2 separate regions of the Homo sapiens genome follow, and region 2 is linked to region 1. A link is a contact called in ENCODE Hi-C data. All regions are on one chromosome and are shown on one strand. The core of a region is the stretch at or near the end of the contact, and the rest is flanking DNA. Distances in the headings are between cores, read along the strand shown.

The links. A loop is a pair of places that touch in the nucleus more often than their neighbours do. Pooled maps may share reads with other maps.
Region 2: a pooled map shows a loop between it and region 1 (3-fold over the local background). The contact joins the promoter of NFIX here to the promoter of RNASEH2A in region 1. A Hi-C loop is called at or near these places in 1 of 168 maps with a recorded cell type or tissue (sigmoid colon) and 1 of 50 pooled maps.

Annotation. Positions count from the first base shown.
Region 1 is chr19:12,801,894-12,809,075 of GRCh38, reverse strand. It overlaps RNASEH2A (ribonuclease H2 subunit A), which reads right to left and starts at 2,492. Exons shown (of 8, transcript NM_006397.3): 1 at 2,276-2,492; 2 at 1,997-2,068; 3 at 1,747-1,870; 4 at 1,570-1,657. The coding sequence starts at 2,402. It overlaps THSD8 (thrombospondin type 1 domain containing 8), which reads right to left and starts at 7,007. Exons shown (of 2, transcript NM_001386800.1): 1 at 6,857-7,007; 2 at 4,687-4,972. The coding sequence starts at 7,004. The coding sequence ends at 4,773. RefSeq lists enhancers at 2,389-2,438, 2,639-2,768, 7,113-7,182, cis regulatory regions at 2,213-3,245, 6,916-7,182 and a silencer at 6,929-7,182.
Region 2 is chr19:12,991,026-12,998,207 of GRCh38, reverse strand. NFIX (nuclear factor I X) reads right to left here and starts at 2,733. Exons shown (of 11, transcript NM_001365902.3): 1 at 2,344-2,733. The coding sequence starts at 2,370. RefSeq lists an enhancer at 1,864-2,452 and a silencer at 2,627-2,786.

The sequences.
Region 1 (7,182 bases), core at 1,243-3,742:
CTGCCCAGGCTAGGCCCTGAACGCCTACGGGTAGGGCCCTTGTCTGTCTACACCAGTTACTGTATCGCCAGCTCTGCATTTGGGCCTGGTCCTCAGGTCCCTCCTCAGCAGGGTCTACCTTGCTATAATTCCTTTCTTTCTTCTTCTTTTTGTGGAGATGGAGTCTCGCTATGTTGCCCAGGCTGGTCTGGAACTCCTAGCCTCAACCAATTTGCTCACCTCAGCTTCCCAAAGTGCTGGGATTACAGGCGTGAGCCACCATACCCAGCATACAATTCCTACGTCAAGGTTATTTTGCCTTGTTATTCTCTCAGAACGGTCCATTCTTTCATTGAGAGCATTCGAGGCAATGCTGATTTATGTTTTTCTCTGGTAATTTAATGTAATTCTGCCCCACTCGACTGTGAATTTTCCTGATTTAATTTCCACTGTGATCGGAAAACTAAATGTCGAGATGTGCATTTCAAAAAGACTACCTTCTGTTGCTGCTTGGGGAACAGATTGGAGGGGATAGGAGGGTGAGGGACGAGAGACGACACTCAGCAGGTGTCCAGGGAGTGGGGGGTGTCCTGGGCTAGGACAGAGGTGACAGGTAGACAATGTAGGATTTGTTCTGGAGACTGAGCCTTTAGGATGAGGGAGAGATTAGATGGAGACGGGACTAGGGGCTACACTGTGGTCGTCAGTGTGGCACACATTTAGGGCAGAAACAGGAGCACGAAATCAACAGTAGCAATGAATATGCCCGAGGCACTCCAGACGTATCTGATGCTGAATCTGCACACTGCACATTTTTGCCCACATTTATTTTTTATTTTATTTTTATTTTTATTTTTCGCTCTGTCCCCCAGGCTGGAGTGCAATGGCGCGATCTCACCTCACTGCAACCTCCGCCTCCCGGGTTCGAGCAATTCTTCTGCCTCGGCCTCACCAATAGGTGGGATTACAGGCACCCGCCACCATGCTGGGCTAATTTTTTGTATTTTCAGTAGAGATGAGGTTTCACCATGTTGGCCAGGATGGTCTTCAACTCCTGACCTCAGGTGATCTGCCTGCCTCAGCCTCCTGAAACGCTGGGATTACAGCCGTGAGCCACTGCGCCTGGTCTCCCATTTTTAGTTTATTTTTTATTTTTTATTTTTTTGAGACAGGGTCTTGCTCTGTTGCCCGGGTTGGAGTGCAATGGCACAATCTTGGCTCACTGCAACTTCTGCCTCCTGGGTTCAAGCGATTCTCCTGTCTCAGCCTCCTGAGTAGCTAGGATTACAGGCGCCTGCCACCACGTCCAGCTAATTTTTGTATTTTTAGTAGAGACGGGGTTTCACCATGTTGGTCAGGCTGGTCTCGAACTCTTGACCTCCGGTGATCTACCCGCCGCGGCTTCCCAAAGTGCTGCGATTATAGGCGTGAGCCACTGCGCCCTGCCTCCATTTTTGAGTTGGGGGGCTTCCTTTGTCACCCAGGATGGAGTGCTGTGGCATGATCATGGCTCACTGCAGTCTCGAACTCCTGTTTTGTCCCCATTTTATCCTGAGATGACCAAATGGGGACAACTTACAGTTAACTCACCTGGGTGACGTTCACGCCCTGGTCCAATGCATACTGTATAAGCCCAGTGGCTGTATCATGTGACAGGGAGTTCAGGTTGTATTTGACCCTGTGGTGGGGAACAGAGCCCAGTTAATCTCATTCTAGGAACAAAGCTTGGTCAGCCCATGCTGGCTGCCCCTCCCGGGGACCCCTCACCGCCCAAGCATGCTGGTAGAGATGAGGTTTGGAGACAGCACATCCAGCGCCCAGCCGACAAAGTCCGTGTCCTCCATTTTCGCAAACAGCCTTTCCCGCTCGCTCTCCAATAGGGTCTTTGAGTCTGGGAGGAGGTTTGGAAGAGAAGGGGAACAGCTGGTTCTCCCAGTTCCTGCCCTCCCCTTTCAGTTCTCACCTGCCCCTGCACATACCCAGGAATCCCTTCCCCAGACGCACACCTCGGGCTCACCTGCCACTTTCAGCGCCTCCAGATCTGCCAGGCGAGGCAGGGGACAATAACAGATGGCGTAGACCATGGGGCCTGGGGAGAAGGGGTGTCAGTTTTCTGGCAGCCGGGGTCCAATCACTGAGCCCGTGAAAGTTGCCATTCATCCCTGTTCTATCATCACTGCTTCTTTAGGTGCCATCACCACGACCACATCCCCTCCCTTGGTGCAGTGCAATCCCGACTCCCGTTTCCCGCATCCTCCGTACCACGCCCCTCCCCTCCCTGGCCCTAGGGGCGCACCCAGCACGGGGCCCCTGCCCGCCTCATCGACGCCCAGGACGCAAGGCTCCTTGCGGCACACCGCGGGCACAGGCGAACTCAGGCGACAGCGGCCTGTATTGTCTCTCTCCAGCTCGCTGAGATCCATGCCGCCTCAGCCGCCACCACCAGCTGCAAGAACTAATACTGCAGGAGCGGGTCTCGGCGCGCGTTTTCCGCGGGCCTCGAAGCGGCGCCTGCTTCCGGCCAATCCGCGGGCAGAACACGCCCCTGGCGCTCCCGCCGCCGTGGACGCTTACGCAGCCGACGCCGACGTCGCTGCCGTGCGCCCTCCTGGGAATTGTAGTCCCGAAGGGCTATGGCCGAACACTCAGCTTGGGGAATTCGGTGGACGGGGTCACTTTGCAAGCTCTGCTTCACGGTCTCTGGGGCCCCGCCTGCGTGGCCCGGTGGGAAGAGGGGGAAATAAGAGGGAAACTGAGACGTAGCTTCGAAGACCCAGCCTAACGGGGAACTAGAGAGTCAAATATCACCCCACTCCCAGGACACGGGTCACCGCATCACTGGGTCCCCAACTGCCACTTGGATTCAGGCCCTGTACTTGCGGTCCCTGCTTCTGTACACATTCTAAGTCCCCTGGACCAGGTAGCCCCGCTTCCACTAAACCCAGGCTTTTGGATTTGGAGTCCCCAAACTCCCTCTCTTGGTTGCTCCCTTCGGCCCACCTCCACTCCGTGCAAGATCTGTGCTTCCTAACCTCTGTCTCATTCAGGCCAAGCCTTCCCCACCCCCGTTGGAGATCACAGACCTCGGTGGACTCCTGCTCAGGGTCTCTGCTCCCTATAGAAGCTCATTCCTCCCAACTTAGAATGAATGTCCCCACCCCCACCCCTCGACCCACTTTTTTTTTTTCTTTTTTTTTTTTTTGAGACAGAGTCTCGCTCTTGTCGCCCAGGCTGGAGTGCAATGGCGCCATCTCCGCTCACTGCAAGCTCCGCGTCCCGGGTTCACGCCATTCTCCTGCCTCAGTCTCCCGAATAGCTGGGACTACAGGCGCCCGCCACCACACCCGGCTAATTTTTTGTACTTTTTAGTAGAGATGGGGTTTCACCGTGTTAGCCAGGTTGGTCTCGATTTCCTGACCTTGTGATCCGCCCGCCTCGGCCTCCCAAAGTGTTGGGATTGCAGGCGTGAGCCACCGCACCCGGCCTTCTTTTTTTTTTAGACAGGGTCTCTCTCTGTTGTCCAGGCTGGAGTGCAGTGGCGCGATCTTGGCTCACTGCAACCTCCACCTCCTGGGCTGACGCGATCCTCCCACCTCAGTCTCCCAAGCAGCTGGACTACAGGTGCACACCACACCACCATGCCCGACTATTTTTGGTATTTTTTGTAGAGACGGGGTCTCATTATGTTGCCCAGGCTGGCTTCAAACTCCTGGGCTCAAGCGATCCGGTCGCCTCAGCCTCCCAAAGTGTTGGGATTACAAGCCTGAGCCAGCCACAGTGCCTGGCATCCACCACTTCTATTCCCTGGGCTCACTGGGGCTCATGTCCTCTGCCTGTGGGTTCCCGCCCCTTACCAGGCTCATGCCCCTTCCTCAGGGTCCTAGTTCATTGTCTCTTTATCTCCTTTTACTCCTCTTCGCCTCCCCCTCCACTTTTTTTTTTTTTTTTTTTTTTTTTTTTTTTTTGAGACAGGATGTTACTCTGTTGCCCAGGCTGGATAGCAGTGTAGCGATCTCGGCTTATTGTAACCTTTGCCTCCCAGGCTCAAGCGATCCTTCCTCCCCATCGTACCGAGTAGCTGGGACCACAGGCATGTGCCGCCACGCTCATCTAACTTAAATGTTTTTGTTTGTTTGTTTGTTTGGTTGGTTTTTTTTGAGACAGAGTCTCGCTCTGTCGCCCAGGCTGGAGTGCAGTGGCGCGATCTCGGCTCACTGCAGGCTCCGCCTCCCGGGTTCATGCCATTCTCCTGCCTCAGCCTCCCGAGTAGCTGGGACTACAGGCGCCCGCCACCGCGCCCAGCTAATTTTTTATATTTTTAGTAGAGACGGGGTTTCACCGTTTTAGCCAGGATGGTCTCGATCTCCTGACCTTGTGATCCGCCTGCCTTGGCCTCCCAAAGTGCTGGGATTGCGGGCGTGAGCCACCGCGCCCGGCCTAATTTTAAAAATTTTTATGGAGAGGTGATCTCAACGATATTGCCCAGACTAATCTTGAACTCCAGGACTCAAGAGATCCGCCTGCCTCGGCCTCCCAAAATGCTGGAATTACAGGCGTGAGCCCCGGCGCCCGGCGCCCCCTCCACTTTTCTCCTTTTCTCCCTAGATATCAGCGGGGCTCACGGCTCCTGACTCAGCTTCCCCCTAACCAAATCAGCCTCAAGTCACTCAAGACTTGGAGCCCCAGTTCTCCCTTCCTCAAACTCGCTTCATACCCGCCCCGCACCGCACATCCTCCCTCCGCGCCCACCCTGGGCCCCGCAACTTGCCCCGGCCCTGCTCTCTCACCCGGGCTCAGAGCCTCCAGTCGCAGTCGAAGGGCTTGCAGGATGGACAATCCCGTTGCCGGCAGGGCCGTAACTGGATCAGCTTCTCCGGGTCCATGAAAACCGGGCCCGGCGCTGTGCCCACTACCTCGCGGCTGCGCTCCTGCTTGCCCAGGTCGCAGAGACACCGCCACTTTCCCCACGGGCCAAGGATTGAGTCCTCGACTTCTAGAGAAGGAGGGCAGAGGTGAAGACCTACGTGGAGGGGGCCTACTCCCAATCCCCTCCCCCAGAGAGGGAGAAAGATAAAGATACTAACGAATAAGAGAAGCACATATTCGCTAGACTCTGCTTCTATGCCAGACACCCTGCCACAGATTATCTCATTTAAGCTTTTTTTTTTTTTTTTTTTTTTTTTTTGAGACAGGGTCTCGCTCTGTCGCCCAGGCTGGAGTGCAGTGGCGCAGTCACAGCTCACTGCAGCCTCAACCTCCTGGGCTCAAGCAATCCTCCTACCTCGGCCTACCAAGTAGCTGGGACTACAGGCACATGCCACTGTGCCTGGCTAATTTTTTGTATTTTTTGCAGAGACGGTGTTTCACCATGTTGCCCAGGCTGGTCTGGAACTCCTGGGCTCAAGTGATACTCCCATCTCAGCCTCCCAAAGTGCTGGGATTACAGGTGTGAGCCAGCCACCATGCCTGGCCTCATTTAATATTTCCACGAGTCTCAGGTGGGGAAACCAAGACCCAGAGACAGCAAGCCAACCTTCCAAGCTCATATACGGGGTAAGTGGGCCAGAGGAACTACAACCTGACACTTCCAGGCTGTGCCAGCCTGCCCAGTTGTGAGTGTCCTACAACATCCTTGGTGCCCGCCATTTGAAGCTGACTTCTGTCTTCAGGGGTGTGACCATGGCCCTACCTAGAAGGCACAATGCCACCTGACAGCAGGGTTGTCAAGTGATAAATGGCATAATTGACATAATGAAGGTAAGTAAATCTCCCGGTGCTGTGCTAGCATATACAAACCAATTTATTATGATCAGTTTGTTTATTTATTTAATTTATTTATTTTGAGACAAGATCTTGCTCTGTTACCCAGGTTGGAATGCAAGGGCATAATCATGGCTCACTGCAGCTTCAAACTCCTTGGCACAAATGGTCCTCCTGTATCAGCCTCTTGAGTAGCTGGGACTACAGGCGCATGCCACCATGGCAGGCTAATTTATTTTTTATTTTTATTTATTTATTTATTTTTGTAGAGTAGGGGGTCTCTCCATGTTGCCCAGGCTGGTCTTGAATTCCTGGGCTCAAGCAGTCCTCCCGCCTCGGCCTCCCAAAGTGCTGGGCCATCAAGTCAGGCTAATTTTAAAATATTTTTTGTAGAGATGGAGTCTTGCTGTGTGGGCCAGGCTGGTCTGGTCTCCGAGACCAAGGGATCCTCCCACCTCAGCCTCCCAAAGTGCTAGGATTATAGGCGTGAGCTACCGCGCCGGCCACTGTGATCACTTTAAAGGGCTCTTTACTGAATCTGCCCCTTTCCCCTATGAGACAGATCTTATCCCAACTCCGATCTTATCCCAACTCACCGCTCACCAAGGTCTGACACCTCCTACCCTCCCACACCCATGTCTCTGCCACACCTCACCGACCTCTTTCCATTTCTCCTTCAGGACTTTTCACCTTGGCATTTGCTATTCCCTCTTCCTTGGACATTCTTTCCCCAAATCTTTCCATATGGGACTTTCGCTTGTCGTTCTCGCTGCACTGGTCACGGGTCTTCTGCAATCGGACCCTCTCTGATTTCCCAAGCTTGCCCGCCCCCTTCTTTCTCTGTCTCTGCCCTTCCTGGCACCTATCCCCGAGTGACAGCTTCAGTGTCCTGCCCACACCCTCTCTTCCCCTGGGAGCTGCTTTAAAGCAGTATCTATTTCAATATATCCAAGAGTAAACCGAGCCTTAGAGAAAAGTAACCAGCCCAAGGGGACGCCTCCAGTGCGGAGCTGGGTGGAGATTTGCAGCCCGCCGAGGAAGGTCCCTTTGCAGCCAGCAGGAGAAGTAGGGCAACGGGGAGCCTTTGGGCATCGTCATCCCCGCCGCCTGAGGTTACCCTTTAGATGCTGCAGCCTCAGCTGCTCCCAGCTGTCACCTTCGCCCTGCTGCCCTAAGTACTGATAGTCCTGGTAGACCAGGGCAGGGGTCGCCAGCTGCAGGAGTAGCAGAGGCGCCAGCAGCAGCGCCCCCGGGGTCCGCGCCATGCTGGACTCCAACGGCCCCCAACGCGCTCCCAGGCGGAGTCGTGCGCGGAGTCTGCGGCGGGCGCATTACCCACGCGGGCAGGTGCAGTGGTCCCGGCCGAAGGCAACGCGTCTCCCCCCGCCGCCCGCAGGCGCATGGACCCGGCCGCACGCTCCCCCGCACCTGCGGGCGCAGTGG
Region 2 (7,182 bases), core at 1,484-3,983, 190 kb before region 1:
CAAAAGGACAGAGATGGAGAAAGAGAGATGGAAAAGGGCAGAATACACCAGAGACCGATAAAAACAGACCGAGAAAAAGACAGCAAAGGAAAGAGGTTGTCATAAAAACAGAGACCAGCGGGGCAAACCATGGAAGCAGAAAGATTTGTAAAAACAGAGATGTGATTGTTAGGGAGGGGCAGGCCAGACCCCACTGACCAGCCGACAGCAGCCACCTGCCCAGAGCTGAAGGGTTTCCCTGCCCACCATGAAGGGCTGGCAGCCTGGAGACACCATGCCCACTCCCCTCTCCAGCCATCCTGGCACACTGGAACTGTCGTAACCTGGGCCTACAATCACACAGAGCCAAGCACCGGCCATCGCCCTGGGTCTCGCAGCCGCCCCAGCCCCTTCCTAGCCATGTCACCGGCGTATCCACAGGCATTTTCTCTCCCAGGGTGCTGTGAAATCTGAGGGGCTGGTGTCTCACCCAAGCCATGGGGGAGCAGGCTCAGATGTCTGGCGTGCTTGGCATGGGAGGCCGGGCTGGCAGCCTGGTGGGCAAGGGGCTGCTTGAGCGTGGGGTCTTGGTTCCACTAGGCCCCAAACATCGGCCACACAGCCCAGCCAAGTGTAGCACCAAAGAGGCCCAGCTCAGACACCGCTGGGTAGGCAGTTGTTGTGAGGGGCGCCCAACATGGAGTGGCCGTGGAACTGGAGGTGCAGATGTGGGGGTTCCCCACACTGCCATGGTGCTCAGGGTGCCTGCTCACACCTGCATGCACACTGCAACATGTATGCATGCCGGTGCGCCCTCGCCAACACGTACTTGGGCCTGCTTTCTACAGGAAAACCCGCTCCCTGGGCCACACACACGGCCATGCCACGCAGGCCTGCCCATGGCCGGCCCACAGGGGCTACACACAGACTCTAGATTGATTCACACTTGCATACACTCTCACCTGTGCATACAGGAGTGTGGTGTAGCCACAGCTGACACACACCCCGACAAACCCCTCGCCCCTTGACACCACTGCACACTCCCGGTAGGACCCAGACAAAGTAGGAGCCATACCCATGTGGACTGCCACTGTAAGCTGTGGACACACTTGGCACATGGCTGACAAGGATCAGGCTGGGCAGAGGGGACAATTAGGGCCTGGCCTAGAGAACCCCCACATGCAGGCCTGGCTGGCAGCAGGGCTAAGCAGCCCCTAGATGTCCCCTCTTCGGAGACTGTTACCAGCTGTGGCTTGGCCCTGCAGGCAACGCTGTCAGGGCCACTGTGGGACTCTGGGCAGCTTCTGTGCCCTCTTAGAGCCTCAGGCCACAGCCCAGGGAGAGTTGGGTGGCCCGACAGGCATCCTCGAAGCTTTTGCCGCAGCCGTGCGCCGCGCAGGGAACTTCGCTGCAGGCGGGACGCGCTCTAGCAACGCGCCAAGGTCGGCGCTGTTGTGCCCGAGGCTGACCCGACGGTGTGGCCGCAGCACTGTCGGCTGTGTCCACGGCTGCCTCCCGCCCCTCCCGCCTCCAGGCGACGGGACGGGATTCCCCAGGCCTGCCGGGTCCACTCCGCAGCAGCCCGGGTCGCTGGGGCCAGAAAGTTTGCGCCGAGGAAAGTTTGGGGGTGGGGGGGCAGAGGCTGCGACGTCCGGGGTCGGAGAGGCGCGGCCACCGCTGGCAGCGCGCCCGCCCCCCTCTCCCCTCCCCTGCCCCTCCGAAATTTGGGAGCCCCGCCATTTTCTTAGCCCCGCTCCCATGTGAGGCCTAAACAAAGACTTTGGGGAGACGCCCGGGCCGCTCGGCCCACCCCAGGCACCCCGGCCGCACGCAAGGGCCGCCGCCACGCACGCCGGCCACTGCCACCCTCGGGAACCGCTGCGCCCTCCCCAGGAAGCGTCGCGGGACCCAGTGTCCCCTCTGCGCCCTCGGGACCACCCTCTTGCCACTCTGTCAACCCCGCAAACACTGCCAGCGACCACGCTGCCCGGGTGCGCGCTACAGTAGCCCACAGGTCAGCCGGAGTCCCGCTGCCCATCGCACCCCAGTCGAGCGCGCACACACACACACACACACACACACACACGTACACGCACTCCCGCCTGCGCTCCACGGGCAGCGCCACGACGCAGCTGGCCACCCCCGGAACCCCCAAAAGGAGTCCGCCCGGTGGCCAGGGTCGCACGCGCACGGTGACGCCCGCACGCGTGCCTGGGCTCCCCGCGGCACAGCCTGCACCCCTCGGCGGCCCGCGGGCTCTCGGCCCCCCCTTCCCGGCCGCCGCGCGTCCCCTCCGCCCGCGCCGCCGGCCGGCCTCCCGCGCCCGCTCCCCTCCCCCGGTCGCGCGGGGGCGGCGGCCGGTACCTGGGTGAGGCAGTACGGGGAGTACATAGCTGGGCGCCCGGGCGGGAGCGCGGCGGCCGGCCGCGGCGAGGGGAGGCCCGGCAGGCGGCGGCCGCGCTCGGGCTCGGGCTCCGGCTCGGCTCCTCCGGCCTCCGCCGCGCTGCGCCCGCCCGGCCCGCGGCCCCGCGCTCGGCCCGGCGCCGCTCCGCGCTCGCCGCTCGCAAGCTCGGCCCCGCCGGCTCCGGGGCCGCCGCTGCCGCCGCCGCCGCCGCGCTCGCCGCTGCCTCTCGCGTCCGCCGCCGCCGCCGCTGCCGCCGCGCGTCTACTCCATGCCGCCGCCGCTCGGCCGGTCACCCTCGCCCGCCGCCGCCGCCGCCGCAGCCGCCGCGCTGTGAAAGTGAAAGTTTAGACAAAGTTTGGAAGCGGCGCACTCCGGGGAGAGGGAGCGGGCGGGCGGCGCGGGCGGGAGGAGGGGCGCGGGGAGGGGCGGGCAGGGCGGGGGAGCGGCGGCCGGCGCACACACACAAGCACACACATGCACACACACACACGAACACACGCACACGCGCGCGCGGGGGCGCACACCGACGCGGCCGCCCTGACACGTGCTGGCCCGCGTTCCAGCGCAGACACACGCTGACACGCAGCGGGACTCGGACCCCGCCACACATGTCACGTCCAGAACGCCTGGCCACACGTTCCGCCTTCGAACACAAAGCACACTCGGACACCAGTGCACACAAGGCACAGACACACAACCCCTACACACGGGCACACACACACAGCAGTCTGGGAAAACACCCACGACCCACGCTCTGACATGCACCGTCCCACCATGGTATCCAGGCACACAACAAGGAACCGCGTATAGACATACACCAAAGCAGGCGTCACGTAGACACACACTGATATACACGAAGACACACCAGTGCATGACACATAGAGATGCACACTGATGCACACACACTGACGCATGTTCCTGCAGAACACAGACACATGCAAGATCACACAGCCACACGCTGACACCTTCCAGACACACAATTCCTACACGCAGACACATACACAACACACACACATCGCAGTGCCAGAACACACTGGCAGTTGTGGCAGTACACCCCGATGTACAGAATGACACTGATGATTGAGAGGCCGAGGCCAGTGGATTGCTTGAGCTCAGGAGTTCAAGACCAGCCTGGACAACATGGCAAAACCCCTCTCTACCAAAAATACAAAAATTAGCTGGGTGTGGTGGTGGATGCCTGTGGTCCCAGCTACTTAGGAGGCTGAAGTGGGGGGATCCCTTGAGCCCGGGGAGGTCAAGGGTGCAGTGAGCCATGATAGTGCCATTGCACTCCAACCTGGGTGACAGAGCAAGACCCTGTCTGAAAAAAAATAACTAAATAAATAAGATGACACTAATGAAGGGAAGATACACAATGTCACATAAACACACACCAAACACCTGGAAGTGAATGCAAAGGACCCCAATACAAAGAGATACACAGCGTCACAGATACAAAGCAACACTGGCTGTCACAACACAACACACAGACACACACACACACACACACACTGGGTTGCCCAGATGTACCCACAGGCCTTGGACACACTGACCAACTGATGCCCAGGCGGCTGACAACCCCCCTGGGAGAATCATCTAGCCATGCACACAGGGATCACACACATACACCCATGTCCCTTACGTGCCCCCCCCCCAACACACTTGTAATGTGGCCCTGATCATCGACATAGGCAAATATAGCAGGAGACCCACAGCTCAGCTGTCAGGGACAGAATTGGGCATCAGGGCCTCCGTACATGTACACACACACACACACACTTTGGTGAGGTTCCAGCCCCTCTTGCGGGCCCTGACTCCTCATTTTCAGAACATAAAGGCCTGGGGGGAGAGGTAGTGCTGGGGACCCTGGAGCAAGGGGAGAGGAAGCCCTCTGGTAACCCTCAGGGTGGGTGGGGAGGCAGTGCCTACAGCCCCCAGGCAGCTCCTGCTGAGACAAAACACCCGCCTGCTGCCAGGTGCAACCAGCACCTTCTTGCTCTCTTGGGCCAAAAAGCTGTGGCAATTCTCAGCTATGCATTGTCTGTTAAAGGGGGTGTCAGTGCCCAGGGCGGGGGGTGCGCACGCACACAGGGTTGGCTGTGCCCATTGGGCTCTTGCAAGCAGGCACAAAAGTATGCATGTGTACGTGAGTATGTGTGTAAATGTCCCAGAAACGATATGCTCCTTGTCACAATACTGTATTAGGCTGTGTGGCAGGCAGTGTGTCTGTGGGTGTCTAGATGGGTCTGGTGTCTTCCGGGGACACTGAAGAAATGCAGGTCATGATAGGTGCAAGAGTCTGGCTGGGCGTGGTGGCTCATACCTATAATCCCAGCAATTTGGGAGGCCGAAGCGGGTGGATCACCTGAGGTCAGGAGTTTGAGACCAGCCTGGCCAATATGGTGAAACCCTGTCTCTACTAAAAATAAAAAACTTAGCTGGGCGTGGTGGGATGCCTGTAATCCCAGCTACTAGGGAGGCTGAGGCAGGAGAATCGCTTGAACCTGGGAGGCAGAGGCTGCAGTAAGCCAAGACCATACCACTGCACTCCAGCCTGGGGAACAGAGCAAGACTCTGTCTCAAAACGAAAGAGAGAGAAAGGGAGAGCTCACGCCTGTAATCCCAGCACTTTGGGAGGCCAAGGCAGGCAGATCATGAGGTCAAGAGATCGAGACCATCATGGCCAACATGGTGAAACCCCGTCTCTACTAAAAATACAAAAATTAGCTGGGTGTGGTGGCGTGTACCTGTAGTCCCAGCTACTCGGGAGGCTGAGGCCGGAGATCACTTGAACTCAGGAGGCGGAAGTTGCAGCGAGCTGAGATCGCGCCACTGCACTCCTGCCTGGTGACAGAACGACACTCCATCTATAAATAAATAAATAAATAAATAAATAAATAAATAAATAATAAAAATTTTAAAAAACAAAGCAAGAATCTTTTTGTGTGGATCTGTATGTTGTGCAGCAGAGACTGGGTCTGACTTTGTACTTAAGGTGTCATGAGGCAGAGAAGGTGCCTGCCCGGTCCTATACCAAGCACTGGGGACATGGTGGGGGAAGAAAATAAAGACCATGGCCAGGCGTGGTGGCTCATGCCTATAATCCCAGCACCTTGGGAGGCCGAGGCAGGCAGATCACCTGAGGTCAGGAGCTCGAGACCAGACTCACCAACATGGTGAAACCCCATCTCTACTAAAAATATAAAATTTAGCCGGGCATGGTAGCAGGCGCCTATAATCCCAGCTACTCAGGAGGCTGAGGCAGAATTGCTTGAACCTAGGAGGCAGAGGTTGCGGTGAGCCGAGATCGAACCACTGCACTCCAGACTGAGCAACAGAGCAAGGCTCTATCTCAAAAAAAAGAAAAGAAAAAAAGAAAAAGAGAGAGAGAGAGAAAGAAACAAAGGAAAGAAAGAAAGAAGGAAGAGGAGGGAAGGAAAGGAAGGAAGGAAGAAAGGAAAGAAAGAAAGAAAAGAAAAAGAAAAAGAGAAAGGAAGAAAGAAAGAAAAGAAAAAGAAAGAAAAAGAAAAGCAAGCAAGCAAGCAAGCAAACACCAGCCGGGCACGGTGGCTCACACCTGTAATCCCAGCACTTTGGGAGGCCGAGGCGGGTGGTCAGGAGATCGAGACCATCATGGCTAACACGGTGAAACCCCGTCTCTACTAAAAATACAAAACATTAGCCAGGCATGGTGGCGGGCGCCTGTAATCCCAGCTACTTGGGAGGCTGAGGCAGGAGAATGGCGTGAACCCGGGAGGCGGAGCTTGCAGTGAGCCGAGATCACGCCACTGCACTTCAGCCTGGGCGACAGAGCGAGACTCCGTCTCAAAAAAAAAAAGTGTCAGTGTAGGCCGGATGCGGTGGCTCATGCCTATAATCCCAGCACTTCAGGAGTCTGAAATGGGCAGATTGCTTGAGGTCAGGAGTTCAAGACCAGCTTGGCAACATGATGAGATTCCATCTCTACAAAAAATACAAAAAAAAAAAAAAAAAAAAAAAAGCCAGGCGTGGTGGTGCGTGCCTGTGGTCTCAGCTACTCCAAAAGCTGAGGTGGAAGGATGGCTTGAGCTCAGGGGGCGGAGGTTGCAGTGAGCCATGATCGCGCCACTGCACTCCAGCCTGGACAACAGTGCAGTGTCAGTGTATATGGGTCTGTGTGTGTGTGTGTCTTGAAGTGTGATCACGTGAGTGACTGTGCAAGGGTCCCAGTGGGTCTGGGACCTGCTTGCAAGAGCCCAATGGGCATAGCCAGCCCTGTTTGTGATCAGGGTCTGTGGGGCAGAAAGTGTCAATGGGTGTCACTAGGTGTGTGTTTTGCTATGTGGACCTAGGGCGGTGATGAGGATCTTTGTGTACCAGGGTGTGTACACAGGTGCTCAGGAGTGTCAGGGATCAGGGCTGTCAGGACATGGGGGCTCTGTGTGACAAGGATGTGAGCCTGTGTGTGTCAGGCCATGCCAGAGAGTGTGTGTAGCCATGCGTGTGTGCATGTTTGTGTGTGTGAGAGAGAGCGAGAGCGAGGCCATGTCGGTGTGTGTGTCTGTGTATGAGGGAGGAGGTCTCTGTGTGTCCAGATACATGTGTCTGTGTGTGTCAGGTCGTGTGTGTGTGTCTATGTGAGGCCATGTTAGTGTATGTGACTAGGTGTGTGTATGTGTGTGTGCCAGGGAAGGGGGAGTCCCTGTGAACCTGTATCAGAGATGTGAGTCTGTGTGTGTCAGGCCATGTCAATGTGTGTGTCTGTGAGGCCATATCAGTGTGTGTAACTAGGAGTGTATGTGTGTGTGGGTGGGTGTGTG